Regions from separate parts of the Homo sapiens genome. Here region 2 is linked to region 1. The links are chromatin loops, found by intact Hi-C in ENCODE. Cell type or tissue: psoas muscle. All regions are shown on one strand. Links, peaks and the distances in the headings refer to the core of each region. The heading gives the core; the rest is flanking DNA.

Evidence for each region. Hi-C counts contacts between places; a loop is a spot of excess contacts. Peaks named below come from ENCODE experiments on the same cell type or tissue, not always from the same donor. Only the 100,000 strongest peaks of a DNase experiment are listed, where the experiment ranks them.
Region 2: a loop joins it to region 1, with 1.9 times the contacts of the local background. A loop is called at or near these places in 2 of 110 quality-filtered maps.

Annotation. Positions count from the first base shown.
Region 1 is chr6:90,115,650-90,131,820 of GRCh38, reverse strand. All of the region lies in intron 4 of BACH2 (BACH transcriptional regulator 2), which reads left to right. Among named protein-coding and RNA genes, the nearest start is that of BACH2, 170 kb to the left of the region's middle. In psoas muscle, for the core only: no CTCF peak of the experiment used is centred there; a DNase peak (open chromatin) is centred at 9,630; H3K27ac peaks cover 4,539 bases.
Region 2 is chr6:90,189,776-90,205,946 of GRCh38, reverse strand. All of the region lies in intron 4 of BACH2 (BACH transcriptional regulator 2), which reads left to right. Among named protein-coding and RNA genes, the nearest start is that of BACH2, 99 kb to the left of the region's middle. RefSeq lists a silencer at 11,023-11,317. In psoas muscle, for the core only: no CTCF peak of the experiment used is centred there; a DNase peak (open chromatin) is centred at 7,886; H3K4me3 peaks cover 944 bases; H3K27ac peaks cover 6,182 bases.

The DNA.
Region 1 (16,171 bases), core at 5,057-13,056:
TTGCCGTGGCAGCTGGCCCACTGACCTCATCATTTGGGTTCCCTTTCTTATGGTGGAACCAATACCACAAAATTGAAATGCTGTATTTTCCACAGAGTCACGCTACATGTGATTGTTTGTTTACAATGACATAATGCTTTAAACTTTAGTTCAGCCCGCCCAAAAATGGACATAAATGTGGTATTTGAAGGGTGAGCTCATGTGTAGAAAAAGAATTGAGATTCGCCATAATAAAGGGTTACGTTAATGACCACAGTCTGTCCTTCTGGAGCTTGCCTATCTATTCAGAGGCTTTCGCTGAGATTTGGGCCATTAGAAGCAGGAAGTTTGGTATCCTGATGGCCTCCCCTGGTTCTCAGCAGGTTGGTGTCTTTGAACTACTTTGGGAGAAGCTACTGCATTTTGGAATTATTACAAAATGAGGAGTCAACTACACAAAGGTGACCCTTTCTTTTGAAGCCAGCCGGCAGTGTACAAAGGCATAAGTGTAATCACCAACAAGAAAATGATGCCTCCTACTCTGATTCAGCAGCTGACACAGGACTTGAAGCAGGCTGTGAGTGTGGAATTTCTGAATTCATTGAAAGTTCATGTTTCTCATCCACATGTCACAGAATTCATCTTGTGTTGTTTTTTAGGGTCAAACTTCACTATTACTAGTAAATGCCTCTGATAACTGGTACATGCTTCTACTCCCTTTTCCCCAGTGGTCCTCCAGAGAGCCCACTCCTGGATTTGTCAGGTGGGGTAGGTGATACTGATGTGAAAGTCAATCTTCCGCTCTCAGGAGTGACTCTTCCCACTAAAAGACCATATTAACACTAATAACATCTAAGAGTTTATGCTTCCCAAAACATTTTGCATGTGTATTACCTTATTCAGTTCTCACAAACAACTCTGTAAAGCAGGTAGTATCAGATGAATTTTATAGATGGAAAAAACTAAAGTTCACAGATTAACCGCAGGTCTTAAAGCAAAGCAACAAACAGGGCCAGGATTTTAACCAGATTGTTTGCCTTCAGATTTCATGCTCTTCTAACTTCACCACCTTCGCGTAAGCAAAGCCTCTGCATCTGCAGTATGGCCTCTAGCTGTCTTAGTATTGTCCCATGGTGAAGCAGGGGGTGCTGGCCTGTACCAGCTGTTCACAATTGATGGTTCCTATTGGGATGAAACCACTGGAGGTAGATAGAAGTCCATGAGCTCCAGACAGCTGGCTTTCAATTCCAGTTCTGCTATTCTGTTAGCATGATAACCATAAGCAAGTTATCTAACCTCTTCAAGCCTCAATTTCCACCTTGGTAAATGAGAATGCTAAAAGTACTCACGCTCAGGGTCATACTCTACTGAATGATAACCACATTTGTAAAAGCATGTGGTACATATGTTACAGTGCCAGGCAAAAGAGAAAATGCTCCTTCGGTGTTAGCTCCTGTGTCAGCATCACCCTAATCAGGTAGGACCAGTGCATCCTAGCTGGTGGCTGCATTAACACCTGTATCCTAGGTCACCTGTATCCTGGGCATGGGCCTATACTGATCAAGGAGACCTCCTCTATCTTGGAGGATGTCTTACGACTTCTCACTGCATCTCATCACACCAGCAGGAATTCCACCAGTCAACGGTGTACTCTAACAAATCCCAAAAGCTGGCCAGGCACCGTGGCTTACTCCTGTAATCCCAACACTTGGAGAGGGCAAAGCAGGCAGATCACATGAGGTCAGGGGTTTGAGACCAGCCTGACCAACATGGTGAAACCCCGTCTCTACTAAAAAATATAAAAATTAGCCAGGCACAGTGGTGAGCACCTGTAATCCCAGCTACTCGGGAGGCTGAGGCAGGGGAATTGCTTGAACCCTGGAGGTGGAGGTTGCAGTGAGCTGAGATCGCGCCACTGCATTCCAGACTGGGTGACAGAACGAGACTCTGTCTCAAAAAACAAACAACAACAACAAAAAAAAAACTTCTTGAACTGATAAGCAACTTCAGCAAAGTCTCAGGATACAAAATCAATGTGCAAAAATCACAAGCATTCCTTTACACCAACAGTAGGCAAGCAGAGAGCCAAATCATGAATGAACTCCCATTCACAATTGCTACAAAGAGAATAAAATACCTAGGAATACAGCTAACAAGGGATGTGAAGGACCTCTTCAAGGATAACTACAAACCACTGCTCCAGGAAGTAAGAGAGGACACAAACAAATGGAAAAACATTCCATCCTCATGGATAGGAAGAATCAGTATTGTGAAAATGGCCACACATTCTGCACATGTACCCTAGAACTTAAAGTATAATAATAAAAAAAAAGAAAGAAACCACATGGACACAGAGAGGGGAACAACACACACCATGGCCTGTTGGGAGGTGAGGGGAGGGAACTTAGAGGACATGTCAGTAGGTGCAGCAAACCGCCATGGCACGTGTACACCTGTGTAACAAACCTGCACATTCTGCACATGTACCCCGTTTTTTTAGAAGAAAAAGAAATATGTGACAGAGAAGTAGGAAACCACTTAATGAAGTTTTTAGGGCTCCAGTAGTCTGGGACAGTGGTTCTAAAACTATTTGATATCCAGAACCCTTTATAGATTTTTTGTTATTATACTTTAAGTTTTAGGGTACATGTGCGCAACGTGCAGGTTTGTTACATATGTATACATGTGCCATATTGGTGTGCTGCACCCATTAACTCGTCATTTAGCATTAGGTATATCTCCTAATGCTATCCCTTCACCCTTCCCCCATCCCCACCCCACAACAGGCCCCAGTGTGTGATGTTCCCCTTCCTGTGTCCAAGTGTTCTCATTGTTCAATTCCCACCTATGAGTGAGAACATGCGGTGTTTGGTTTTTTGCCCTTGCGATAGTTTGCTGAGAATGATGGTTTCCAGCTTCATTCATGTCCCCACAAAGGACATGAACTCATCATTTTTTATGGCTGCATAGTATTCCATGGTGTATATGTGCCACATTTTCTTAATCCAGTCTACCATTGTTGGACATTTGGGTTGGTTCAAAGTCTTTGCTATTGTGAGTAGTACTGCAATAAACATATGTGTGCATGTGTCTTTATAGCAGCATGGTTTATAATACTTTGGGTATATACCCAGTAATGGGATTGCTGGGTCAAATGGTATTTCTAGTTCTAGATCCCTGAGCAATCACCACACTGACTTCCACAATGGTTGAACTAGTTTACAGTCCCACCAACAGTGTAAAATTTTTTGTTGTTGTTGTTGAGACAGAGTCTCGCCCTGCCACCAGGCTGGAGTGCAGTGGCACGATCTTGGCTCACTGCAACCTCCGCCCCCCAGGTTCAAGCAATTCTCCTGCCTCAGCCTCCTGAGTAGCTGGGACTACAGGCGCCCGCCATCACACCCAGCTAATTTTTATATTTTTAGTAGAAACAGGGTTTCACCATGTTGGCCAGAATGGTCTGGATCTCTTTACCTCGTGATCCACCCGCCTCGGCCTCCCAAAGTGCTGGGATTACAGGCATGAGCCACGGCGCCTGGCCTATAGACTCTTACCACCAAACAAATTAAAACTGAGGGAAAAAAAATCCCCAAAGCCTAGTAGGATGAATACCTTAAATTGTCAGTCATTTGCATCTTGATATGGATTCTTTCCTCCACTTCCTTCCCAAGACCAAAAGAAAGGAGAGTTTGGTGCTGAGGAGGAATAAGAGGGAAGGAGAAGCATAGGCCAGGATGGGGTAAGGGGCAAAGCCAGAAGAGCTCTTTGGGCACCTGTGGACCATGGCTGGGGAAATGGAGATGGGGGGGCATAAGGGAAAAGTGCATGGGAAGGCTGTGAATCCTGGTCCACAGTTTTCCTTGGGGTTAGCTCCATGCAAACCTTACTTTCAATAGATACTTACATATCACCATCTAAAGAAAGTCCTTGCACTGCGTAGTTTTTACACATGTGGCTACTTCCAATTGCCAGAAGCACCTTTAAAGTGTCAACGGTCTTCATTTTTCAAGTCCCGTGACTTCTCAGAGAGGACGCTGCTCAGCAGGAACTGTTCAAACGCAAGAGCCTCACACCACAGCAGATCGCCGAGCTGAGCCAAAGAGTCTGTACAACATCTTCCACATGAGGCCAAATACTAGCTGTCCCACCTGGCTTCTTTTTTAACTCTAAACATCTCAGGTAACTTGAGATAATTAAATCACACTACATTCTTTCTGATTTTTTAATGTAAATCATTTCTGAGCAAGAAAGTCACATCTTCCCAGCCTCCCAAAGCCATTTTAAGTGCAGGGTTATTGTTTTTTAAAGGAAGAGGAAGATGAATTATTTGTGTCTCAGAAAGCTGTTATCCTGGCGTCTCCTTTTCTGCCAAGGCGGTATAATAAACAGCTCTACCCCACTTCCCACCCTGGTGCCTGAGGCTTGCCCTAGAGGGAAATGCCTTTGAAGGAAAAACCACCAGCAAGGCCAGTTGTAACAGAGGCCGGGGGAGAGGCTCGCAGCCTTGCTTCACCTCAAAAAGGGGGTCCACGTCTTCTCATGCCTGCAGCCATCAACCCCGGAGCGGAGCGGGAAATCCTTACCTGGAGGGTGGCATTTACAATCTCAGACGCATTTCACAGTCTCTCTTTGGAGCAACTTCAGTGTGTATGGGCTGGAAAAGAGGGTAAGTGTGTTACTTTTTTTTATGCAACAACGTATAACTGTGTCAACACATAAGACAGTCTGTCAAAGCTTTCTGCTGGTGTTGCTGCTGTGAATTAATTTTGAGCGTCACTTGTGAGCAGTAAACACTTTTGCAGTGTGAACAACTCTTTTGTACAGTAGGAGTTGTCAACAGCTTGCCATCCCCCCTTTAAAGGGAGGAAGGAAACAGAGGCTGCCTCCTCCCTGTCAAGTTAAGTTGGCTGGAGTAGGAGGAGCAGAAATTTGTGGCACTCCCATTTTGCAGTTTTATCTTTTCTTTTGACCACTCGGCTGTTAGATTTTCAGTGAGACTGGAGGATAAATGTAGTGTGTAGAATTAAGAATCTGATTAAGCCACTGGGCATCTGGCCACTTCTTGCTGTTTTAGAATTGGTTCTAGAATGTATGGTCTACATCACTTTTGCCCTTAAATTTGTTAGAGATACCACCATAAAGAGCAAGATGCAAAAACACAACACATCTGCCAAACACTGACTAGAGAGAGATGCTTCTCAGTGTTTTACATTTTATTGCTGTTATGTTGAATATTTAATTGAACTTTATTTACACAGTTAAAACATAATCACTTCACTAGGGTTGACACTTCATGTAGCTCTATGTTCATGTTCACTCTTTTGTTTCTTTTTATTTAAAGGTCTTTGTTCCTTCTCCCCTCTTCATCCCGTAACTAAATATTGAAGTCTACAACTCTTTGTAACTGTGGCAGACCCAAAGCTTTCTCTTCTGCCCGTGCCGTATCTGCCAGTAGCACTGAGAGCATTGTTGACACTGTAGCAGCAAGCTTCCTTGACTCTGACCCACATTTTTGAGATGTGTTCCCGAGTCCCTATCCCTTTCAAACATGTTAATAATCTATTGTTCCCATTCTAGCAGCTACTGAAATACGTTTTAGCATGCACAATCCTTAAGGTATATGTGCTTTGTGTGTTTACATAGAACCTGTTCTATAAAGTCATGCTTCTCCTTTTGTCCTCAAATTCCTTCCTTCAGGTTTTGTAATGGGACCTGCTTGTTCTAACATCCTAAAATATGTTTATTAAAGACCTTATTCCACCTGTTCATATCCCACAGATCGCAAAGTGGAGCCTAGAGACTTTCTCTCTCCACGCTTTCCTCTGTTTCCCTGCAGCCGGCCCTCCTGGCCACCTGGCATAGTGCTCTTGCTGTACTGTATGCAGAGAATGGTCAGCAAATGAGGATGACTGATTTGTCTCAATTCACAAATAAAGCAGCAACTAGAGGGTGGCAGGGGTGGATGAGGTGGGTTTTCACCCATTTGGCGTTGTCTTATGGGTTGAAAGAGTTCCAGGGGCCCTGTGAGAAGACCCCTGCCACTTGTTCAGTAGAGAAGTTGCGTGTGCTGGGTATGGAGCCCAAGGTGGGTGCCTGTGTGACAAAGCAGGCCTGAGGTCACCCTGGGGGTGTGAGGGATGCATGTGCCCGGTGGAATGGGCATGGTCTGCACATGCCACTGAAGTCAACCAGTACACAGCATCTGACCCGTCCCCCATTTTTTTCCATTGGTTCTGAGCAGAGAAGCAGTTTTACACCCAGTGAAAAGGATGCAACTGTTCTCTTTCCTAAGATGTGAACGTTTGGAGAGGATTGGTCTTTTTCAGAGGCAAACGTGCTGTTTCTCTTGCCTACCTGGGAGGGTGGTTAGCTCACCCCATTCCTGACGGCAGAGGATAATCCATATCATGAGAACCTTCAAAGGGTTAACCAAGAAGGTTTTTAAAATGGAAATCATCATGAAATATATGTAACATGAAAGGCAAATGCAAAATACTTAAATGACAGGTGGCATCATTTGAAAAGGATGTAGGGGCTGATCCCAGAGCTGTGATCATACACAGCTGCATTAATTTGCCTAATCACTGGATTGCTGTAACTGGTGTCTATAAATAAACACACAAACTAATCTTTTGATTATCTTTTTTTATGGCACATTTTCTTCTCTCTTCCTTTTTTTTCTTCTCCGTGTCTTTTCATTGTGACTAAACCATATTTCTAAACTCTGTAATTCCACAGATTCTTTTATAACTGTTATTTTAAACAACCAAAATAACTTTGGACAGTTCACAAAATGAGAAATACAGATGGCCGATAAATGTATGAGAAGCTTTTTTATTGCTTTTGGAAAAATGCAAGGAAAAAAATCAATGAAGTGTCATTTTTAAGTATCAGATAGACAAAGGTTAAAATTATTAGAAAAATTCCAGTGTTGGCAAGAGTGTGAGGGAACAAGCATTCGTGTGCAAGGTCACTGGGCATTCTTGCTGGTGTTCTGGCATTAGGTATCAGAATGATCAGTGTGCGTAAAATTGCACACTGGTTGACTTCTAGGGATTTACCCAAAAATAATAATGACAAAACAGAAAGATACTTTCTCAAGGATTTTTAGGTGAGCATTGTTTACAATGGTGGGAAAAATGGGAAACTAGAAATGATCATCAAATGAGAGCTCATTAAGTAAATTCTGGTACATAAAAGAATACCGTACATATATTAAGAAAGATCATAAGGTTTGTATTTATTACCAAGGACAGAGGTTACAATACATTACAGTGTGGAAAAAGCAAGTTACAAAACAAGGGATATAACATATTTGCAGTTTTAGTACATCCTGCTGTGTCAGGGCCCGAAATTCTGAATTGTTAACAATTTCCTTAGTGTTGTCAATGCTGCTGGTCTGTGGACCACACTCTGAGTAGCAGGTTAAAGTGTACACAGACATCTCTGTGTGAATAAACACTTGGAAATACACGTGGAAAGTTTCCTGAGATGGTGAATCTGGATATTTACTTTTGTCTTTGTGCTTTTCTGTATTGTTTAATACTTCATAATGCATCTGTATCAAGCTTTACATAAACAATAAAGCTGGGTTTTAAATAATAAATAGCCTGTTGGACACGTTTTTTTAAAAGTTGGCTGCAGCTGCAGATCTGCTTCTCAAACACTGAAAGCGGGAGGGAGCAGACCACCTGGGCCCATCATTTTTAAGGATGGAAGATCATTAGAATCACATGGGAGACTTTGAAAAACATGGATTCTCCAACCTGACCTCTAGAAATTCTGACTCAGCCACCCTTAAGTGGAGATATCAGTTTTTGACAAAAGTTCCCCTGGCGACTCTGACTCACACTAGGTCTGGCCCCATGCAGCCATCGGGTTTCTTCATCAGCTTTGGGGCCCAGGCCTGCATTCGGAGGAGAGTCGCACCCTCCCTCCTGCTCCCCTCAGAATCATTGTGCTTTGGGGCATCAGGAGGCGATTTTGGTGTTCTCACATAAGATTTCTATTTCTAATAGAAATTTCTTTATGTTTTCCCACCGGTCTTCTTTTTTTTTTTTTTTTTTTTTTTTGAGACGGAGTCTCGCTCTGTCGCCCAGGCTGGAGTGCAGTGGCGGGATCTCGGCTCACTGCAAGCTCCGCCTCCCGGGTTCACGCCATTCTCCTGCCTCAGCCTCCCAAGTAGCTGGGACTACAGGCGCCCGCCACTACGCCCGGCTAATTTTATGTATTTTTAGTAGAGACGGGGTTTCACCGTTTTAGCTGGGATGGTCTCGATCTCCTGACCTCGTGATCCGCCCGCCTCGGCCTCCCAAAGTGCTGGGATTACAGGCGTGAGCCACCGCGCCCGGCCCCCACCGGTCTTCTTATAAGCTGTCCTAGCCTTCAGTGTTAGTGTCCTAGGTCTGCTTAACAAATTATCACAAACTGGACAATTTAAAACAATGTTTATTCTCTCACAGTTCTGGTGGCCTGAAGTCCAAAATCAAGGTGTTTCAGGGCCACACTTCCTCCAAAGGCTTCAGGGCAGAATCATCCCTTGCCTGTCCCAGCTTCTGGGGAGGCTCCAGGTGTTCCTCAGCTCATGGCTAAATGACTCCAATCTCTGCCTCCACTTCTGTCTTCTTCTCTTCTCTTGGCCTTCTCCTCTGTCTTCTCTTCTGTGTCTTCTAAGGACACCTCCCCTTGGATTTAGGGCCTACTCAGGTAATCCAGGATGATTTCATCTCGAGATTCTCAACTTAATTACATCTGCGAAGGTCCTTTTCCAACATAAAGTTTCATTTCCAGGTTCTAGAAGTTAGGACACCTGTATTGTTGGGGACCTCAATTCAACCCCCTACTCCTTCTAAACTATTCAACAACAGTTTTGAAGTTAAGCAAAACATTCTAGATTTACCATTTTACTTTTCTCTGCCGTTAAGTTCTCCGGTTTTATGTCTCTTTTTTATGTGTAACTATAGGAAGGTCTCCCATGAAAAAAATAGAACCATTGCCATGGGCAGTCAGTAGCTACACTAGCAATGTGTCTGCCCTGTGAAGCTCAGGCTTCTGTCCTGGTGGGTCTCCCTCTTGTCAAGCAGTTTTCTCAGCCATCAGAGGGGCTGGGAGAGCCAGGCCTCGCCAACACTTTCTCTGAACACATTCACACTTCTTGCCTGTGCTCTTCTTTGCCCAGGCTCTCCTGGGATGCAGAAATCAGGGAGGTGTTTACTGAGGAATAAAACTAATGTCTCAGTAGAAATTTTTTTAAAATGTCATAGTAAGTCTATTATTGATTGTGTTCAGTTGGACTTTGAGCAGATTTGGGGCCACTTTCCCCATCCCAGCCCTCAAGGAGAAAGAGAAAAGACAAGACTAAAATGAGTGTGGCCATGTATCCCATCTTACTGCCTTCAAGAAGTCCTTTCCTGTAAACCTTTTTTTTGATTGTTCTTGTTGTTCTGGTAAGGGAGGGCGAACTGGGTTTGATTCTGAGACTGCCACAAGCCTGTCTCTTTTTTTGTGTTGTACTGACTCGATCCTTGCTTCACGCTACAGATTTCTCACAGTGGGTATTTTTAGTTGAGGAGGAGGTTTCTCAAAAATACTTTGCCGATGTCTGGTCATGCACAACCCCTGGGCATCCCCAGTGAAGTGCTTTGAGTCATGGCCCCTTAAGGGCAGAGAGGATGTGCATTTGGCCCATGGTGTGCTTTGCCTGGACGTGTGTCATTTCCCAAAATATACAGGAGGAGAACCAGATTAGTAAAAGGAAACCTTGTCACACATGGTAGGGTTCTGCTGCCCCAGAATCAACCTTTACAGCTGGAAAGGTTCAGCCTTTCTTACTTGGAAGGGTCATATTCATTGAACTGCAGTTAAAACAGTCTTACCAATAGATAGGTAGCCTCACACCAGAAATGGGGGGCAAAAGGCAGAATCACTAAACATTTAAGCAACACATGAGTAAAAATATTTGGCCTCTTTTTTTCTTTGTTTAAAATATGCAAAGGTGGCCGGGCACGGTGGCTCACACATGTAATCCCAGCACTTTGGGAGGCCGAGGTGGGCGAATTACCTGAGGTCAGGAGTTCGAGACCAGCCTGACCAACATGGTGAAACCCCATCTCTACTAAAAATACAAAAAATTAGCTGGGTATGGTGGTGGACGCCTGTAAGATCCCAGCTACTCGGGAGGCTGAGGCAGGAGAATTGCTTGAGCCCGGAAGGTGGAGGTTGCAGTGAGCCAAGATTGTGCCACTGCACTCCAGCCTGGGCACAACAGAGTAAGACTCGTCTCAAAATAAATTAATTAATTAATTAATAAAATGCAAAGGCTTTTTGCTCCAAGATAGCTGAAATTTAGATATATATCTTTTTATTAAAATAGTTTTTATTTAAATAAGCAAATAATAACCGTTAAGAAAAGTTAGAAAATTTTAAAAATCAGAAAAAACAACAAGAAGGAACCCTATCTACCTAGAGCTTCCCAGGGTTCCAGGCTGGTTACAGAGTCAGAGCCCTCTTAGCTAACCTGACTGGGTGTTTTCTCATTAGTTGAAAAATCAATTAAACAGTGAATCATTTTTTAAAAAGATACTACATAGCCTAAATCATGTATTTAACCTAAAGTTGCAAATGAACAGTTATTTGCCAATCTTTTGATGTGGGCTCGAGGCCTTTTCTTCGAGTTTGGGTCTGCTGATTGGAACTTCATGTAATCTTTCATGCACATTATTGCATGATTTCCATTTTCAGTCTCTTTAAGTGAGGAATTTTTTAAGACACTTGCAACACAGTCTGACTGCAAAGTCATTTTAAATTTTTATTATTTCCCCAATCTTTCACAGTTGTCTCAATCATATCTAATTCAATGGCAGATTTCCTCTAGTGACTTACTTTCATTTCTTTAATTTTACTAAATTTTCATACAAATAACTATTTTCACACTCATATTTTATGGGCCAACATAATATTTAATTTCTGTAATTACAAAGCAAGTATAGCTGACATTAACAGTTTATGCAGAGAGAGCTGATGTGCTCCAGAGTTCGAGAGAGAACATTCAGTATTCGTTTGACCACAGTATTGGTCAGTATATTTTATACAGGGGATGGAGAATGCTGATTGATCCATCCAGTTGATTAGGGCCCATTGGTTAAAAGACTTTCTATTGGATAGGTTCTGAACTCCTCCCAAAAATTCATCAGTAAAAACCCGTTCAAAAAGCAGGTAGCTTTCAGATGATTTGAACGGTTCTGCCAAACATAGATAGGGACCCACTTTGGCAAATTAAGATCATGACAAGTCTCAAGATATTTGAAGGAGGCTTATGGTTATGCAAATATTTGGCTTCCTCTGAAGGGCCATTAAACATATCCATGAAGATGTTTGTGAACTAGGCAAGCTTTGCTCTGATAACCTTGTACTTATTTGATTTTCCTAATGGTTTATTTTAATAAAGTAGGGTTTTTTATTTCAAATTTGTTTAACACATTGTTAAATGCCCACAGAGTTTGGTACCTGCTGAAATAGAGAAAGCAGGTGTTGTACTCATGTTCTATGAATAAAGAAACGAAGCCAAAGACATTTCATCCCATGAGAGTGGTGACCATCATGGACCTCTTCCTATGATGTTTGATTTAAACTTCTTCTCAACTCTACGGTCCTCTCCCCATTTTTAGGGTGCTGGTGAGGCCTTAATGAATAAGCTTTGTGATATGTGATATGTGATATGTCTGTCTTGTTCATTGATGTCCCCAGCAGCTGGCATGAATAGATGAATGAATGAATGAGACCAGTCACACTGCTAGCAAGAGCTAAAGTTGGGGTGAGAGCCAGGTCTTCTGACTCTTGATCCTGTGTCTTTCTAGTACATCAAAATCTCCTAGTCCTTTGCTGGCTTTCCTGGGTCCTTAATGGTCCCCTGACCTGAGCAAGACCCATTGTCTCGTCACAGATTGTGACAACACAAACCAAGAGCAACTCTCTGATTTTGATAGATTTGGCGTTTTTGAGCTTCAAAATTATCTAGAAATGTCCCAGTCAGCAGATTTTTTTTCAAGGTGGATGAACGTTATGTTTAAAGAGATTGTTTTTACTAGTAACTAAGAACTTCTAAATATTTGTTTTATTTAAAATATTTTTACCCCCTAAGAATCTTCAGTAAATGTTAATTATATCCTTTCAACAACTTTTGCAGTTACTGGGTAATATTAAATTCTGATTTTTTTCAATAAATAATTGCTTTTTTATGTGCTGGGTAACAGTATATATTTTTATAAGTTTGTTTCTGCAGCTGTTCAGCTATTCTGTATATTCAAATTTCAGGCTTTTAAGTTTAAATTAATAGCTCAGTAAACTGACACCACAAAGCAAGTGGAAGATTGAAGATAAGCATTTCTCTATAATGTACAGGGTATTTTAAATAATGCATTTCTCAACATTATATTAGTGTGTGTTTAAGTTGATTTTTGGTATATGTGAATTACTCTCATTTGTGTTCCTCATTAAGTCTTCGTATTATAGTTGTCGATTGAAACTAACATAATTAGGTAAAGACAGAGCTGGGCCCACAGGAGACCCTGGAAGAATCATGACTGAATCATTTTAAAATGTAGCCACATGGGCATGAGAGGTATAAATATGAACAGTTCCTACAACATGCAGATAGAAGTTCCCAAATGTCATAGGCACATGGAAGCTTGCAAGTGCCACCTAAAGACTTGCATATAAATAAAGTCTTCATTTTATATGATATCATGTCACATGTTTGTGCAAAGGAAGGTGGATGATAACATATATTTAATTTAGGTAAAATATTCTGAACATTTGATAGATAGTTGAGACTGGGCTCAAATTTTACTTTATATGTATTGTCTCCTTTAATCATCATAAAAATCTTACTTGGTAAGTACTATTATCTCCATTTTATGGTATTGGGTTTAAAGGAGGTCAGGAACATTTTCTAGATATAGGTAGTGAATGGCAGAGCTTAGAACCAAACCCAGGTCTGGTTAGACCCCAGCTCCCACGCCTTAATGACTGTACTGTACTGTACTGTGCTGCCACCTTCTTGGATAACTGCAAATAACAGATGTTCCTTTGTTTATTCCACTTTGACATCAGATACTTACAATGACCCTGTTGGCTTAATATGGTCAACTTTTCTTAAGAGCGCATCTTGGTCTTTCCATGACTAAGGCATTTTCATTCATCAAATGCATGTCTCTTGAATTACTGAGACAATATGAACATGAACAAGTCAATTCTAGCTCATGAGTACTGATCATTGATATGCCTGTATTAACAAGAGGTACATATAGATAGAACAAAATTATTTATCAAAACTCTTACCAGCTGAGAGGCTGGATCTTTGAAAGGAATAAACTCTCCCAGTGAGACTAGCAATGTACTTAGATGCAATAAAGTGGGCTTCCAGAGAGCTGTTTTAATCACTGGAGAGCAACTTTTTTTCCTAACTTGCAAGCCATCTGCTTAAAAAGGATATTTACTTGTGGAGTATCAAGATCCTTTCATCCTGTTTGTATTATCCACAGAGCAGAAAAAGCTAGTCAGTAGCAAAGAGAAGTCAGCTGTGTGAAGCCATTGTCCCTGTTCCCTTAGTATGAATAATAGATGGTTCCCCTTCAGATTTCTTGGTTAGTATGACATTCCTGAAGGATGTCCATAGGAGACGGCTTTGCTTTAAAGCTTATTATCTTAAATTTTAATTGCTTTTGGAACTTCAACTTTAAGGACCCTTACATTCTCTATTAGACTTAAGTGTCTTTAACATAGCCACATAAATGAAACTATAATGAGTCATAAATGAAAAATATTATAGTCAATAAACACTGCAGAATACTTTATAAGTTAGATGCTTGTTAATATGGGATGAAGTAGAAAATAGTGAAAGCAGAGAAGGTGAAAAAGACTTTAGAGGAAAAGGGCCTAAACTTAGGTAAGGTAAAGTTTATTCTCGCTTGGTACGAAAAACACAAAATAATGGAGAAATGTATATTGATCCAAAACATAAGTAAAAGCTAAACAAGAATGCTGAAAATCAAGCACAGGAACTAGGAAGAAGCAAAGACATTAAAGAAAAAGGAAAAGCTAACCACATATACACTCTCTAGAATTACCTGTTTTGTCTTTGATGGGATTCATGGATTAGTTCCTTTGTTCATAATTCCATAATTATTTTTGAGCACCTGTTGTGTCTTAGGTAGCAGTCTAGGTGCTAGGGCTCAGTGATGCACAGGGGAGCAGAGTTCTTGCCCTTAAGGAGCTTACAGTTGAGTGGAGGAGGCTATAAATGAGCATTCATCATAGGAATGACAAATGCTGTGATTGCAGAAGTATAGGATGCTATAGAATTACAAAAAAAAAAAAAAGTCAAGCTAACAGTAAAGAAGTAAATGAGACAGGAAGAGTCAGAAAGGTTCTGAGGAGAAGTGCTCTCTAATCTTACACCTAAAGGTTGCGTTAGCCAGAGAGAGGGAAGAGGGAAGAAGGAATGAGCCTGTCAATCCCAGATGAGAAAAGAATTGAAATTCAAGATGGCTGGAGCAGAGAGCAGGGTAGGAGGAGTGGTGAAAGATGAAGCTGTAGAGGGAGCAGCGTCCTACTCATAAACAGCCTTGGAAGCCATATTTGAGCTTCATCCCAAGATCAGTGGGATGAAGGGAAGTGACATGATCAGATTTCCATGTTGAAAGATTATTGAGAGTGCTGGGCGCATGCACCTTGAGAAGTTGGCCAGAGAGACGAGAAACACCCAACCCTTAGTGCTTTCTTCTGAACAATGGCTGAATTCATAGACAGTACTTCAAGTTAGTGTGGGAAATATTATTCATCTGTGCCAGAGAAAGAAGGAGCAACCCATGTCTATCATTTTCACAGAGGGAAGTTGAAGCTGCACATGTACTTGGACATAGGGAATGGTCAGAGAAAAGACAGAAAAAAGACATCCCTTGGTCCTGGAGGCATCTATCAAATATCAAAGCGTGCTCCAGAGGCATCCCAGCCTAGTGAGAACACCTCTACATAGAAGTGTATCCAGGGACCTATTCTGTCACTGTAGGCGCAAATTACTTAACCAAGAAGACTTATGTGGTAGCAGTTGATTGTAGACAAAGTGTGGACCTGGTCTTCCCCATATGGTATTGACCATCACTGCCATCACATCACCTTTTTTTAAGTAGCAAGAATAACACCACTGTATGATTCTCTTTTTTTAATTTTTATTTTAGGTTTGGGGGTAAATGTGAAGGTTTGTTATATAGATAAACATGTGTCACAGGGATTTGTTGTACATATTATTGCATCACCCAGTTATGCTACTTTCTCTCCCACCCTCCTTCCTCAAGTAGACCCCAGTGTTCATTGTTTCCTTCTTTGTGTTCATAAGTTCTTATCACGTAGCTCCCACTTATAAGTGAGAACATGCCATATTTGGTTTTCTGTTCCTGCATAAGTTTGCTAAGGGTGATAGCCTCCAGCTCCATCCATGTTCCTGCCAAAGACATGATCTTGTTCTTTTTTATGGCTGCATAATATTCCATGATGTATATGTACCACATTTTCTTTATCCAGTCTGTCATTGACGGGCATTTAGGTTGATTCCATGTCTTTGCTATTGTGAACAGTGCTGCAGTGAACATTTGCATGCGTGTGTCTTTATGGGAGAATGCTCTATAATCCTATTAATGGGATTGCTGGATCAAATGGTAATTCTGCTTTTTGCTCTTTGAGGAATTGCCATACAGCTTTCCACAATGGTTGAACTCATTTACAATACCACCAACAGTGTGTAAGGGTTCCCTTTTCTCTGCAACTTTGCCAGAATGTTATTGACTTTTTAATAACAACCATTCTGACTGGTGTGAGATGGTCTCTTGTGGTTTTGATTTGCATTTCTATAATCAGTGATATTGACCTTTTTTTCACATGCTTGTTGACTGCATGTATGTCTTTTGAGAAGTGTTTGTTCGTGTCCTTTGCCCCCTTTTGAACAGGGTTGTTTATTTTTCTCTTGTAAATTTGTTTAAGTTCCTTACAGATACTGGATATTAGACCTTGGTTGGATGGGTAGTTTGCAAATATTGTCTTCCATTCTGTAAGTTATCTGTTTACTCTATTGATAATTTATTTTGCTGTGCAGAAGCTCTTAAGTTTAATTAGATCCAATTTGTCAATATTTGCTTTT
Region 2 (16,171 bases), core at 4,293-12,292, 75 kb before region 1:
GTGATTTATTACCAGATGGGCCCTATGGGAATAAACGAAGAATACAACTTGAGATGCCTTTAGCGTGTGCAGACTATCTTGGGTCAACATAGTGAGTATGTTCTAGCAAGGTGTGTACCAGAAGCTTTGGAGGCACAGAAAAAGGAACATCCAACTCTGGGGAATCTGGGAAAGACAGTGTAGAGGAGGTGACATTTGAGTAGGATCCTAGATGGGAAATGGTAATTTCCTGGACAGGGAAGGTGGGGCAAGGCATTCCAGGTAAAGGAATGTGTTTAGGCACAAAAGCATATGAGAAAGCCTGGTGTGCTCAGAGAACAGCAAAGAGTTTGGTATGGCTGGAGCAGGGATTCTCAGCCTTGACACTTGGTATTTGGACCAGGTAATTCTTTGCAGTGAGAGACTGTCTTCTGAATTTTAGGATTTTTTGTAGCATCCCCTTCCCTTCACTCTAATTGTGACAACCAAAAATGTCCCCAGATTATTGCCCAATGTCCCATACGGGGACAGAATTACCCCTTGGTTGGAAACTGCTGCACAAGTGGAAGGTGGTCAAATATAAGCCCAGAGAAGGAGGCAAGGGCCAGATCCTATGAGCCACTGAAGGATTTAAAACAGGGGAGAGTTGTTTCCGGAGCCTACAAAAACAGGTGTGTTATTGTGGGCCTGTTGTATGGATTGTGGTAGAGTTGGACAGCCCTGTTCGATGGTTTGGTTGTGAAAAGAGCATATGGAATCTCTAGACTTTAGAAAGCCCATTTCCCTGTTGAAATTCTTCTACTAAAGGACCCTCTTCCAGTGGTGACTTTTCTCATGGTCATTTACTCAGCCTTCTCATGGGCACGAAGGGCCCTGGGCAGCTTCAGGGGTGGGAGAAAGCTGGAAAAGCCCTCTGTGCACTTACCCTCTTTCCCTAGATGCAAGTTTTATGGGAGACTCTGGCCGCTTTATCCTATCTGAAGAGACCAGCAAAAAAACAAGCAATTGTTTTTGAGGAGTTTTTGTTTGGCTGAGCTGAGCCAAAGAGAAAGAAACCAGTGCTGAGTTTTCCCGCTTCAACCCCACCCCAGCTTAAACACTTGGCGTTAAGCCTCCTTTGAGAAGTTAGCTGCTAGAATACTGGAAAGTAGGCAGGTGTTCTGCCCCAGGGTCATGACTGGAGGTGGGGATGAGGGGAGATCCATGGCTGCAAACCTTTTTTGGCTCCTAGTATTTGGAGTTTGGTGTATTGAAAAGCTAAGGCAACTCGGGAAATCTGTTATCAGCAAATGCAGTTTGCTGTGACAGCTCCGCCCTAAGTTTCTCCAGGGCAACCCAACATCTAATGTCATGGATTCACTCTCCACACACAGCTGGGAACCAGACTCCTCGGAAATGTCAAGTCTCAGTAGGTGTGTCTGTTGCTTGGGATATTATGTTCTGCCTGAGTGGCTCAGTACGTTCTTTATTTTATATTGTTTTAATTGAAAGTAGTGATTAAGCATGATGTGTCACCTTCATAGGTCAGCATTTTTCTTATGGCTTTCTTGGCATAAGACAAAGAATAGGTCACTCTCTGGGGAGGAAACAGCTCTTCTCAGCATGAATAAAACCAGAGAATCTCCTCCTCAATTATGGTGTTAGTTGGAGTGCTAGAAATATTGTTGTGGGTGTGACTGACGTTCTAAGTGGATTTGTTCCTAGAAAGTTGGAGACATTCGAATTGTGCACTCTCCTCTTCCTCAGACACACACTGTAATGCTCTCCTTTCTTCCTAAATCCCAGCTCACTGACGGGGCACTTCAGTTAGGGAGGTGTTCGGATGGAGGGTGGCCCTGGCGTTCTAGGGTCCTTGTTATTCCTTTGAAGTGCCAGGGCGATGCTGATTGCAGTTAGACATTGACAGCTCTCTTTTGAATCCATTAGAGACCATCCCTCTAGAAAACACAGAATCCCCCAAATCCCGTGCCACAAAAGGATTAGCAGTTGGCCGCACTAATTTAACAGGACTACCCTGATACCTCATGAGTTGCTGTCCATCAGGTAGGGCCTTCATTCCTCACATTCTTGAACTCCTATCTGTGCCAGGGTCTGAGGAAACACCAGAAAGGGGTGTACTTTGGGACTTTGGATAGCTCGCATGTTGGTGTATCAGTGCCAGCTAAAAAGAGAAGCAGAGGGCATTCCTGCGCATAAGGCCCATCAAGAATCTGCTGTCATCCCTGAGGCCAGTCTACAGGGAATATGTTAGTGTACGTGGAATATGATAACAAACTCATGGGTTTACACAGAGTAGACAGCCTCATATTTATTTATTCACCTTTTAAATATTGTAAACAGGCATTAATGGTTGTAAATTCTGACAACCATTGTAAATTCTTACATGTTAAAGAAATTGTGGGGCACATATTTTCCCAGGGTGTGCATTCTCCCAAACCCTCATGCAGACTTGACCATCTTTCCAGTGTTCATACATTCTTCGCAGCTTTTTGCAAGAGCTGACTTTCCAATCTTTATGTTGATCAAAAACTTCATAATTAGAATTTAACTCTTTTTTTTTTTTTTTTTTTTTTTTTGGAGAGAGAGAGAGAGGGTCTTGCTCTGTCACCCAGGCTGGAGTGCTCAACCTCCTGGACTCAAGCAATCCTCCCACCTCAGCCTCCTGAGTAGCTGGGACTACAGGTGTGTGCCACCATACCTGGCTAATTTTTGTATTTTTTGTAGAGATGGGGTTTCGCCATGTTACCCAGGCTGGTCTGGAACCCCTGGACTCAAGCAATCCTCCCATCTCAACCTCCCAAAATGCTGGGATTACAGGTGTGAACCACCTCACCTGGCCAAAATTTAACTTTTAAATTCTGTCAAAAGTATTTCTACTACTTTCTTGGTTATTTTCTTGCTAATATGTGTAAATATATATTACATATAGTATATTTGCCAGTAAGAAAAACCAACATTTCTGGTTTATCTGTGTTACTGCTGCATTATCATGCTATAGAGAAAGGATTTCAGTGTGTCACTTAAAAGCCATAGCCAAATGGGAAGCCAATTGAACAGGATTCTGTAGAGGCAAATTGTGCAGGATGGTGTACGTTCAGTGCATACTGACCACTGTGTACATTCACAGAAAACACACTAGCAAGAAAAGTGTTGTTCTTCTCTTGAAAGATCTTTCCTTCTTAGTAGCAACTTTGGGATTATGATCCTTTACTCTTCTCCCTCATGGTCATTGTTTTTTATGAAGGCATGTCACATGCTGTTCTGTGCTTTAAATTTATGAGGACACTCCATCTGATTGAAAAATAATTGATTTTTCCATTATTATACAAAATGACCCTCTCTCTTCCCCCATCATGAAAAAGGATCTTCTTGAGAACTGTTTCTTCCTTGTTATGTTCAGATCAAGCTGGATCTGATTTTTATTGCTTTGGACAAATGCCAAAGCATCCAAATGAAGTAGAGTAGTGCCCCTTGTCTCTTTTAGTGGGTGGATGCCACTGTTTTGCTTAATGATCTGCCCAGCAGAATTTTTTTTTCTCTGAATATTTTCCAGTATTCAGCACCACATCCTACTGTCCCAGGTCTGAGGCAGTTTCACGTTTACACGCAGATCAGTATCTCTACAGTCAACTAAAAAGTAAAACTGAAATTTAGTTTCTACCTTCATTTGGAGTTTTTCTTTCATTGCACCTCCTTCATATGAAGCTGTGAAGTCCAGACTTTATTATCCCTGCCTCTCTCACCCCAAACCTGGCATATACAGAGCTCTAGTTGGTAAAACATCAGCTCCAACACATATTTGTCAAGTGCATACTATATGCCATGCACTGTGCTTGCAAGAAATACATTATGAACGTAGCAAAGGTATTTTCTATCTAAGACAGCTGCTGTTCTGGCAAAGGTAAGAAGAGTCATCACGCCCACTGGTTTAATATTTTAACATAAACCTAATATGAACACTTTTTTCATTTTAAACTTCTTAAAGAGCAAGTTAACAGAGCTACTGGAGGTTGTGTAAGGAATTGGTGAATAATAAACATAAAAGATCTCTCTCCTTTCCAGGACACCCTCAATGGTTTGTTTCACCAAATGTCCAATCTATATTTAATAAGCCTCAACAGTCATTTTTCTGAAGGCATTGGCCAGGTCCTCCTTGTGGCAGACTTTGAAGAGCTATTGCAAGGTCTAAACTTGTGACATGGAAGAAAATACAACTAAAAATTAAATGATCTTAGAATAAAGAAGGCCTTATTAATTTCTAGTGTCAGAAATTATCAAGGAAGAGAATGTACTTAGCTATGTAACACCTCAGAACTTCTTTCAATCAAAAGACATTCTGAACTATTCTGAAAGATAAAAGACAAGCTGGGGCAGTATTTACCCATGTATGAGAAAGAGTTATTAAGAGTTCTTACAAATTAATATAGATTTATAACATAAAGATAATTACACTAATAGAAAATGGGCCAAGAACAGAAAGGTAAGACCAACAAAGAAAGAAATATGATCAACAAAATAGAAGAAAAATGTTCAACCTCAACAGCAATCAAAGAAATGCAAATTAAAATGATGAGATAGTATTTTTCACCTATACAATTGATGAAGATTTGTAACATTTACCCAGTGAAGTTGGGAGTAGGGAACATCAGGCTCTGTCATACACAGTTAATGAAAGAACACCTTTCTTAAGGGGACTTAAATAAGGTGTATCAACGCCTAAAAAATTGACATACCTTTTGTCCCAGAATTTCCATTTCTAGAACATTAACTCAAAGAGAACCGCCATGGATGTGTTCAGAAGTTTAGCTAAAATGTTCATCACAATATTCTTAAAATAGTAATTTTTGAATAACCATAGTACAGCCATATAATAAAAATGCCAAGGAGGGATTGAGGAATACTGAGTGACATAAAAAGATGTTCTAAATAAATTGCGAAGAAGACAAGTTATATAACAGCATGTGCAGTCTAATCATTTCATTTTTTAAAAAAAGGTACAGTATGCACACAGAATAAAGATTGCTTATACACATCAACATATTATGAGCATTATCTTTATTTTGCTTGTATGTTCTAGATTTTCTTAAGCAATGTGCATTTCTTTCATACTAAAAATATTTTTAAATAAAATATACTAATTATCTTTAAAATATGAACTTCATTGCATTTTTAAAATATACATGATAAAAAGACCGGAAGGCTATTGCCCAGAATGTTGACCATGGCCTTCCCAGAGGGTGGAAACATAGGACACCTTTCTTTCTTTTTTAAAAAATACTTTTTGGTATTTTCAGCTTTTCTACAATATTTGTGTATTTCATTAACAACCAGATTAGTAACCAAACATTTAAAAAATAAGTACTATTTTAGCTGTTTTGCATTTGAGGTGCAAATGGATGAAGATATTTAGTGAGCAGATAGAAAACAGAGAGTGGTCAAAACAGAGATTTGGACCTAGGGTCATTCTGCTTGGCATATTACCAGGAAGGATCATTTTAATTTACTAATGGTTTGGGGGCAGTAGTGAGTAGAGAAATGCTCTAGAAAAAGATGCCATCATTTGATTCAGTGCCTCAATTTTTAAAAATTAACAGTACATCCTCTTACTCGGTACTGTGCCATTTCTTCATTTACGTGTTCAAAGACACTGCCGATGTGTACAAGTTTGAACTAGACCAGTGGTTCCCAAACTATGGTTTAGGGACCCTTGGGAGGGGCACCCTTAGACCCTTTCAGGCTGTCTGCCTGCAAGATAAAAGCCATTTTTATAATAATACTAAGATACAATTTACCTGTTTCACCCTTTCTCTCTTGACTATACACAACGGTGTTTAAAGAGACTGTGACATGCAATGACATCACTTCTGGGATGTGTGCCTGTGTCTTCATGTTGCAAAACTTTCTTGGGTTTAACCTCCAGTATGGTAAACACTGATAGAAACAACTCACATAAACAAAAGCTCTTTAGGGTCTGCGATCATTTGTGAGCCTGTAAAAGGGCCGTGAGATGAGTTTGAAAACGACTGAGTTAGACTGTGCCTATGTCTTATATGTGGCAGGCTTTCCTCTAACAAGAATCTGGACCCTCAGTCCTGGTCAGTGAGTGCCCTTGGACATTGTAGCACTTCTATTCTCACTTTCTACATTTTTAAGGAATAATTTCCCTTAGCTCTTCAAAAAACTTCATTTTTATAGAGTTTGTGAAGCCAAAAAGAAACATTGCTGGCACCAGGCCACTGTAGCCCCTCTGTTACGTGTACATTGAGTCCTGTCGAATGTGAGGTGCATGGAAATGTTAAAGGGCAAGTTAGACCTCCAGACTCTGTCTCCACCTGCCTTGTACTGGGAAATTCTGTGAAGTTTCCGGAAGAAAATAGCACTATAACTCCCTTCTGAGAGGTATGGAAGTGCAAATTTAAAATACAACTTACCATGTAATTGAGTAGAGGGTCGATTTGGCATGAAAGAGAGATAAGATAAATTTAAAATAATTAACTGAATATGTTAACGCTCATTTGTCTTTAAAATGCGTGCATGCATATAATGTGTGCGTGTGTGTGTAAATATGTATGAAACATATACATTCCAGAGGATTGCTTCCTAAGTTACGTAGACTTCTCTTTGTACACAGTCATCTTGACTATGGAACTATGGTAATGCTTCTACGTCAGTCCCATCTCTTCTCCTCCTTTCTGTCTAACCAGAAACACATTTCCGTTGTTCTCTCTTTGTGTGCATGGCTCACCACCAAATCTCAGAGCAGTGTGTGGTGAAGCACTGGCTGGTGTCTACTTCTCCAAGAAGCAGTCTGCATTAGCTTGTTCTCACACTGCTAATAAAAGACATACCTGAGACTGGGTAATTTATAAAGAAAAAGAGGTTTAATGGACTCACAGTTACATCGGAGGCCTCACAATCATGATGGAAGGTGAGGAGGAGTGAAGTCAAAGTCACATCTTGCATGGCAGCAGGCAAGAGAGAGCATGTGCAGGGGAACTCCCCTTTATAAAACCATCAGATCTCATGAGACTTATTCACCGTCACAAGAACAGCATGGGAAAGACCCACCCCCATGATTCAGTTAACAATTACCTCCTACCAGGTCCCTCCTATGATATGTGGGAATTATGGGAGCTACAGTTTGAAATTTGGGTGGGGACACAGCCAAACCATATCACAGTCTTCATGTTCCAGGGCTTATGCTGAAAATCTGAACCTTTTTGTACAGAGAGTTTGAGCATCTGATGAATGATTGTGTTGGAGCACCTCAAAGTGAGCTCTAGCCCTGAGACTCTGTGCACCCACTACCGTGTCATATGGATATGGCAATGCCTTGTCTTGAGTGAAAGGGTCATGTGGCCTGACTTAACATCTGATAATGTCAGAAAAGATGAAGGAGAGTCTGAAGAGGTAGGAGGTAAATTAAGTCTTCGGAATAGAAAAGCTGGACTTTGTGTTAAGACCCTATAGGCCCCAGAGAAGAAAGGATCTGTTTTGACATGACTGTAATATAATTTCAAGTCTGAGAGGCCTAGCTGTGAATCATGATAACTTCTTTGAAATATGGCTGCAGCTACTGACCATCTGTCGGGTTCTAACTGAGGTCGGAGGAGAGTCGGTGGATGAGTGGCAGGCAGCTGAAAGACCAGTCAAGGAATCATGGGGGCATTTCAACATGGCTTTATTCTCTGGACACACGGGAGCTGTGGGTGCAAGCAAGCCATGGGCACAAGCAAGCCATGGGTACAAGCCTGAGGATGAGCCACAGGTGCAAGCCGTTACATACAGCATTAGCAGGGTAATTATACCTTTTACAGACAATAGTGGCTCCGAGTCAAGCATGAGCACACATGAGTGGTTACTTAATGCACCTCACATGGCATGGTTACATAACAGGCAGAGCTGTGTGCCTGCACTCCAAACTCGCTGAGTCATGCTGGACTAGATGTCTGCCTCGGCCTATTCTTGACCACAGCTCATCCATTTTCCTTACACCATCAAACAGGTTTCATTTGTAGGAAAGCACATATTCAGTCCCACTTCATTCTTGTTGCTGGTACTTTCACACACATTGTGATTGTTGGTTTTGGAATCTTGTTCATCCTCATTTTTTGAGGATTTAAAGAGGAGTGCCTAGTATTTTCTTAATTAAAACAGGCTTTGCTTCTCTGCGTCCCCTGCCCCAAACCAATGGACTGCCCTGGGCCGTCCTTCATCAGGAGTTTTAATTGCATGTTGATTGAACTGGTAGGTTCTTGTCCTACATCATCATGTTGGACTAAGCCCACAACAGCCATGCAGCCTCAGTAAAGAGGCCCTTTGGATACTCAAAGTGTGCTGCTGCCTTTTTCTTTGTGACTGGTGATGGCTGGGTTCCTACAACAACGGCCAGGGGATTCTGACCTTTATGAATCAGGCAGAGGAATGCTTCTGTCTTCTTTCTCCAAGTCCTCAACTCTGCCCTTTTTCTGTCAATTAGTAGGCCTTAATAGATACAATTAAGAGAATTCTACTTAGTTAATTGGTGATTGGAAACATGATTATTTAGGTACTTAATCTGTGGTTTGTCCATCTCTAGAATATTAACAATTGATTTTTGCCTGATTTTACAAAGGTATCATCTCAGTGGGATTGCTATGTATGAAAGGAAATTTATAATGGAATGATTGCTTCCAATCCAGTTTATTAATTTAAGTACGTAATACTTTAGATTGGCTTTATTTTCCCTTCATTTTTGTGATACAGAGGCCTTATAACGTATAGCTGTTTGCTGGTATTCTTCCCAGCTTCCTATTGTCCTTTGTCTTCGTAAAATAAGCCTAGCAGTATTTTCTATATTTTCAGAGAATCTTGTGCTTTTGAATATATGTACATCATTGGCTTTGTTTTTAAAAAAACTTCATACTGTGTGATAAAATTAATGTAATAAAAAGGTAGAGATGCCTATTTACAATTTGCAGAATAATTTGCAGAAACTCCTCAGTTACTGTTCAGAAGACACATATTTCTAGTCCAGTAGACATCTAGTAAATGATGTTTACTTTTAAATGCAGAGATTTGATTTGACTAATCATAGTTTATATGTTCTTCTGGTTTATTTGGTTTTCTTTTCTATTTTTTTTAATGGAATAGTTTTGTAATTTCTTACCACTCTCAAACTTTAATAAAGTGGCATCTTGAGGCTAGTTTCAGTTAAATATAAATATAAGCAATTAATTAAGATAACCAACCCTAACCAGAGAGATAAAGTATCATCGCGTGTCATAGTGATCAAGGAGCACCTGTTAATGAGAACTGTAGGAAAACTGCAACCAATCATGAAAAAAAAAGTGTTGGGTGAAATTAACAATGTCTGTGTTTCTTGTTATTTCTTAAATCCAACCCATAAACAATTTGCTGTGACAGCTCTAGGCTGGGATTACGGCATTTGGGATGAGGTCTGATTATAGCTAAAAATAGACACGTGTATTGAAGATAAGAAAAGGAATATTAAACAATTGAAATTTTGTGAAAGACTGATGCTGTTTCATTGTAATAATTTCCCCAAAGGCACATTAGTAATGCTGCTAAATACAGACTTTAATAGACTTTAATAATGTGTACTTTAGAGGCCTGATACACAAAGGAATAATGTATAAAACATTCATTATGAAAAATTGCTACCTTTTTTATTTAATAAGAAATCTGTTGAAACAAAACCTATGGCATTGTGTTCTTGGCTATTAGCAGGCTGAAGAATAATTGCTACCTTCTTTTACATTTTTTCACCTATTCTAATCAAGTTGCAATCATATTTTCTTATTTGTTCCATGAATGAAATGGAGATTAAAAAAAAAAAAAGTACTTGCATTGAATGGACCCTTGTTCAAATTGTGGCTCATTCTCTCGCTACCTTCATGATCTTGGGCAAGTTACCTAAAGTCAAAACTCCGTTTCTTTATTTGCAAACTGAGGATTGTTCTACCTATCTAACAAGGTAGGAATAAGTTAAATGTTGACACAGTGGAGTCCCTATGTAACAGACACTCAGCAAATGCTTTCTATTATGATTACTTTCTACATCTCTTTCTCTTTATGTTGCTTGTTTCTTTGAAGGACTGTAGTGGAGGAGCTGGAAGGGGGTTGAGAGTAGGAAAAAGCAATTAAAAAGATACCTTAGCTGCTCTGTAGCCAAGCCTTGCATTGGATTTCAATTTGATTTTAATGTGCTGCTGCTGAGAGCCATGCTGTTGAAAAAGAGAGAAGAGTAAGAAGCAGATGCTCTTAGAAGAACAGTGGGGCATTTATCTCTTTTAATGAGATAACATCATTAGAGTGACAAAGTGCAGCGAATCAATACTCGAAATGGACTGGCGCTATCTTCCCAAAGTGCGCTGATTGTTACACTTCACAACCTTAGAATCCGCTGAATCACGAATTCTGTCTTATCTGTTATTAGAGCCGCTGGCTTTGATCTCACAGACTAGATCCACACCTTAGGGATCTCCAGAGGAACAGGAAAACAGACTAATAGGATAAATGAGAAAAATCCAAGGTGATTTATAAACTGCCCTGTAATCAAGGAACCTCAGAGAAAGGTGGTTGTGCTTGTTTTTTCCTTGGACTTCTTTAAATGGCTACTCATAACTGCCTTCCCCTCTGCTCGCTCTCCTTGCTCTCTGTCTGCTTCTTGGTGTAATGTCAGAAACGCTAATCATGTCAGACTGTGACACTGACAGCCCTGACATTCACAACAAAGAGACAAGGAGGAGAGAGAGGAAAAGAGATGGGGGAGGGGGGAGGTGAGGAAAAGCAGCAGGAGAAGCATTTTTTTATTGCACATAAAATCCATAGCTGCAGAATCACCCACATCTGGACATGTCATATCCAAGGAAAATCAAGGAAGGCACAAGGTGAATTCCAATAGAGATTGAAACTGAGCTGGGGATTTTCCCCTCTTCTTTTAGATTTCATTGTGTAGTTTATATTAGAATTACTGTGACTATGATTTCTTCTCATCAAGAAAAAGGGCATTTACATTTATTTTTCCTTTTTCTTTACTACAGTTTTTCTCTTCGAAACAAAGCAAAGTTAAACACAGATCTTAGCAGGAAGTGTGTGCTGTCAGAGGTTTTCCAATTTATTACCAGATTCCCATAGTTTAATCTGAACAATAGCCAGTTCAGGAAAGAAGTCATGGGTGAGGGATGTTTTCTGACCATGGCAAGGCTGAATGTCATGACAAAGCTGTTCAGTGTCATCCTCAGGCCCTTGGCTTCTGCGGCACCTGCTTAAAGCTGCTGGATGCAGAAAATGCTGATGTTACCTGTTCCCTAACAGTTTGGAGTGGGCTTCCAAATACCTTTGAGACTTCTGTTTCTCTCAGGCACTTTCTCCATTTGGAATAATGCTGGTGAGTGGTCTGCAATCTCTGTCTTGGATCAGTCATGACCTGAAAATCGGCTGCCACATCTCACATGTGTTTTGAATCCAGATGCTATGATCTAAATTGAGCTCTGAGCTCAGGCTGAATCATCCTAGCTTTTCTATAAACATGAGAAGCCAGCTGCCAGCTCGGCTTTTGAGGTATTTTGAACTATAACTCTAAGTCTTACCGAAGATAGTTATCATTTCATTTTTTCTTCATGTCAGAAAAAAAAAATCAAAAATGGAAAATGGTATCCAGTATTTATTCTGTATCAGTTACCCTGTCATAAAAGAGGGTACATTTTTTGTCCATATTCAAACAGAAGGTATTCTGTACCTAGTGACTTCTTTTCAGATTGATTATAAAAATATTGAGAACTTTGGAAAAGGCTGATAACTCATTTCACAGTGTTCTCATCTTTAGTACCCAAGTAAAATTTTACATACTTGGGCTACTTGATAGAAATGCTCCACTTAATTTCAAAAAAAAAAAATTAAGTGGATTATGTGGCGTAGTTGAAGTTCCAGCAACTTTGACATTGTGACTTGTTTAATATTCTTGAGGAAATTCTACTTCTATTGGCAGAAGAGAGTAAATTTATACCCTATGGAGGATTTGAGAGAATTTACCCCAAAATATCTTCCTGTAAATTCAAATTTTCTTTGAAGTGTTTTTAATCCTAAAATTTTACATGGATTGTTCCCTGTGATATGTGATAGGTCCATGTTTGTTTTCATGTAAAATAATTTAAAATTACTTGCCACTTAAATTAATTAGGTCCTATAGTAGGTAATGACAGCTGGTATAACAGATAAGCCCTCAAAATTGAATGGTTTGACACAACTAGTTTCCTTTCTTGCTCAGCTCTCAGCCCAGTGGAAGTATTTCTGATCAGTGAAGTGCTTTTATTGAGAGGTGATTCAGGAATCCTGAACTCAGGTGCCTTCCGTCTTCTGGCCTCACCATCTATTTTGTCTGCTCAGGCTGCTGTAACAGAGTACCACAGACTGGGTGGCTTAAACAACAGAAATGTGTGGTCACACAGTTCTGCAGACTAGGAGTCGAAGATCAAGGTGTCAGCAGGGTTGGTTTCTTCTGCGGACTGTGAGGCAAGGATCTCTTCCAGGCCTTGCTCCTTGGCTTGTAGAAGGTCACCTTTTCCCGAGTCTCTTCACATCATCTTCCCTCTTTTCCTGTGTGTATCCAAATTTTCCCTTTTTATAAGGACACCAGTCATATTGGATTAGGGGCACACTCTCTTCCAGTATGACCTCATTTTAACTAATTACATCTGTAATGGTCCTATTTTCAAATAAGGTCACTTTCTGAGGTACTGGGGGTTAGGACTTCACCATGTGAATTTTGAGGGGACATAATTCATCCTGTAACACCATCTTGCAATTGTCTGCACCTCACTTCTTAATCACAGTCGCCTTGAAGTAAAGCACCATCTTTTCTCATATTCCTTTGTTGAGCACTAGTCACGTGGCTGCACCTGGAGGTGAAGTGGCCTGGGAAATGTAGTCCCGTGCTGAATAGTGATTGTGCTAGATGGCCACATGCACACACAGGAGCCACCCCATCTTTCTCAGAATGTGTATCAAACTCTCCTGTATCTTCCAGTGCTTCTGAGCACACCTGTCCAGAGAGCTCTCAAAAAGGTAATCAGTGTTCAAGTTTGAGAATCCTATTCTAGCATGGCTAGGAATGCTTTTCAGTTAACACCCTAAGGATTTATATGTAAGTGAGTGCCTAAGGTTGCTTACTGTTTTGTTTTCTTAAGAATCTAATATATTCTCAAGGGAATTTTACTTACACTAGGGTTAATCACTTTTTCTTCTTGTGAAACTAGTGAAATCCAAATGAATGAAGTTTAACTCTTAGCCAAAAACTTAGCTTGTGGTTAGAGTGATTTTCTACAGTACAGTAACTTTTTTTGTTACATGTTCTACTATTGCTGAAAAATGATATATTTCCAAGAGGGAGAAAAGGATATTGTGAGTGCAGAAGACGGTTGTATAACCTGCTTTGCTTATCTCAAATGGCTAGACTTTAGTATTTAATTAAAGAAGTCTTGCCTCTCCTATCAAGTTAGTCATTATTTTGAAGGTTGAACGTGGGTTTTGTAAGTGACTAATTGCTTTGTATGTTCCTTTTCAATTACAATAAGAAGTTATGAATTCTCTACATTTAGAACTGCTAAAAATTATTTAGATTTACCTGTTGAATAGGTTTATTCTTTAAAAAAAAAAAAAGGAATCGAGAAAAAATTTCCACTGTAAATTTTTGGATTCTCCAAGGAATTTGTAAGAAATCTCCCATGAAAAAGAGAGTGATAGCAATTTGAAAAGGATAAGTAGTTGCAGTCTGAAAACTCAGTAGGTAGTGTGAAAGCACATTAATACTGAACCATAATATGTAATGTAAGATTTTAGTCATTAAGAAACCACTATATTGCTGTCTTATTGTTCTGTTACTTTAAAACACAGTTTTTACCTAAAGACTTAAAACCCACCAATGGTATTATAAATTTCCTTTTGGTCAAAAAACTGACAGTTGTACTGTAGCAAAGCTAGTCATTTGAACAGTGGCCTTTTCATTTATAATGGTTATAGTTTTTAATATGTCAAAATCTTAGCAAGTATTCGAGTCATTTTAAGAATGAATTAAATCCTCATTCATTTTGATATTATGAATTCAGATTTTAGAGAAGGGTCTAGGATGAAGTTTGTCCTTTGTAGATATTTGATAAATAATCATTATTTTAAGTATTACCATTTTATGGAATCCCTGTTTGCCAGATACTGCATTAGCCTCTTTACAATAGACTATATTATTGCTAATTTTCAAACCCAATTTGCACAGTAGTTGGTATTATTCCCACTTTACAGATGGGGAAACGCAGAGACCCTTAAGTAATGAGCCCAATAATCACGTGTCTAGATAAAGCAGATCCAATATTTGAATTTGGATCTTAGTGACTCCAAAATCCATGCACGTTTCCATTCCGTCACATTGGAATGTCCTAAGCGTATTTGTTGAATTGAATTCGAAATATATTGAGTAAATTTGCAATGAACTAAACACAAATACAAAATCCCAGAATGAATGTTTTAGTTCTTAAAAGAATGAGCCATTTGCAAATGTGCGGATGAATGCAGTAGTTGAAAATTTGTTCCATCTAATCATTAAAGCAAGTCTCTAGGACTTTTACTCGGTGACAGTTTAGTAGACTGCCACTTCCTTAAATATGTGAGCAGTGTTTGATTCAGAATACTTCTTAAATATCCATTATGTGACCAAATTAGAGTTCTTTAGAACTCTTACAGTTCCTTAAAACTGGTTTCTACTTCACACTCTCACACTTGCCCTCCTTTCTGAATGTGGCCAGGTTATGCAGGTCTTACTGATTTACAGAAGCAAACACAAGAAAAGGTAGCCTTAAGTCACGGATGGGCCTGGCCCGAAGGCAAGATGAAGAAAACCAGTGAGAAGCTCAACCAGAAACCTAAAATGAAAGAAAGCTCTCCTCTTGAAACACTTCACCTTTTCTCCTTTCCTAGCAAAATGATAGGCCTGATTTGTGATGGTTCAGAGTTGCTATCTGCATCATTTTCAGTTTCATCCAGTTTACTTTCTCATAGTTTCTGCCGAGCAATTATGGCCAAGCCACATCCCCTGTTTGGAACTTGGTGTCTCCATATGTGAAACAAAGCAGTGGAATTAGATCAGAGTCGTTGGTCTGGGGTCTTAGCCTAGGTTGGCTTCAGGGGTTGTCTCTAAAATGCTGGGAAGTGAATACAATATTTGGTATGCATATACATTTTTCTGGAGGGAGAATGGTTCATAGCTCCCATCAGATTCGCCAAGGGGCTTCAGCTTACAAAGAAATCAGTGGGCCAGATTATCTTTGAAGTCTGTAGGGACTCTAGCATTTTAGTTTTCTATAAATTTTATCGTACACAGACTATCACAGGCAAGATAGTTGAGAAAATAAATGGGTTTTGTTTCCTTTCTACAGTGTGACATGTAAGGGAAACTTGGAGTGTTTTTACTATAGACAACTGCTTTTCTGTTCTGTAAGATAAGTGTTCTGGAATGTTTGTGGATAGTGACAAAATTCTGTTATTAGCAGAAGAGCAGAAATAGTAAATCAATTAGAAGTGATTCACATTTTGGTGATGAATGAACATTTTTTCAGGCCTGAATATTTCTTACAGTTATCTGTAATGGTAGCTTAAAGAGTCATTTAAAATAGCACTTTCCTATTTGGAATCTCAGACGCTTGGAATGTTAGTGCCTAAAAATGCTCAGAGTTGGCTGCTTGCGGTGGCTCACGCCTATAATCCCACCACTTTGGGAGGCCCAGGAGGGCGGATCACAAGGTCAGGAGTTCAAGACCAGTTTGGCCAACATAGTGAAACCCTGTCTGTACTAAAAATACAAAAAGTTAGACGAGTGTGGTGGTGTGCACCTGTAATCCCAGCTACTCGGGAGGCTGAGGCAAGAGAACCACATGAACCCCTGTGACAGAGGTTGCAGTGAGCCGAGATCATGCCGTTGCACTCCAGCCCAGGTGACAGTGCAAGACTCCATCTTTAAAAAAAAAATGCTCAGAGTTAATAGACCAATTCCTACCCCAAAGAAGCAGAGGCTTCAGAGGGGAGATGATATATCTTTGGTTCTTTCACTGCCATAGTCTCTGTTTGGAGAGCATACTGTCCTGCCAGAGAACCTTCTCATATGTGTCATGGCTCAGCAGATTAACCAACCTGAAGCAAGATC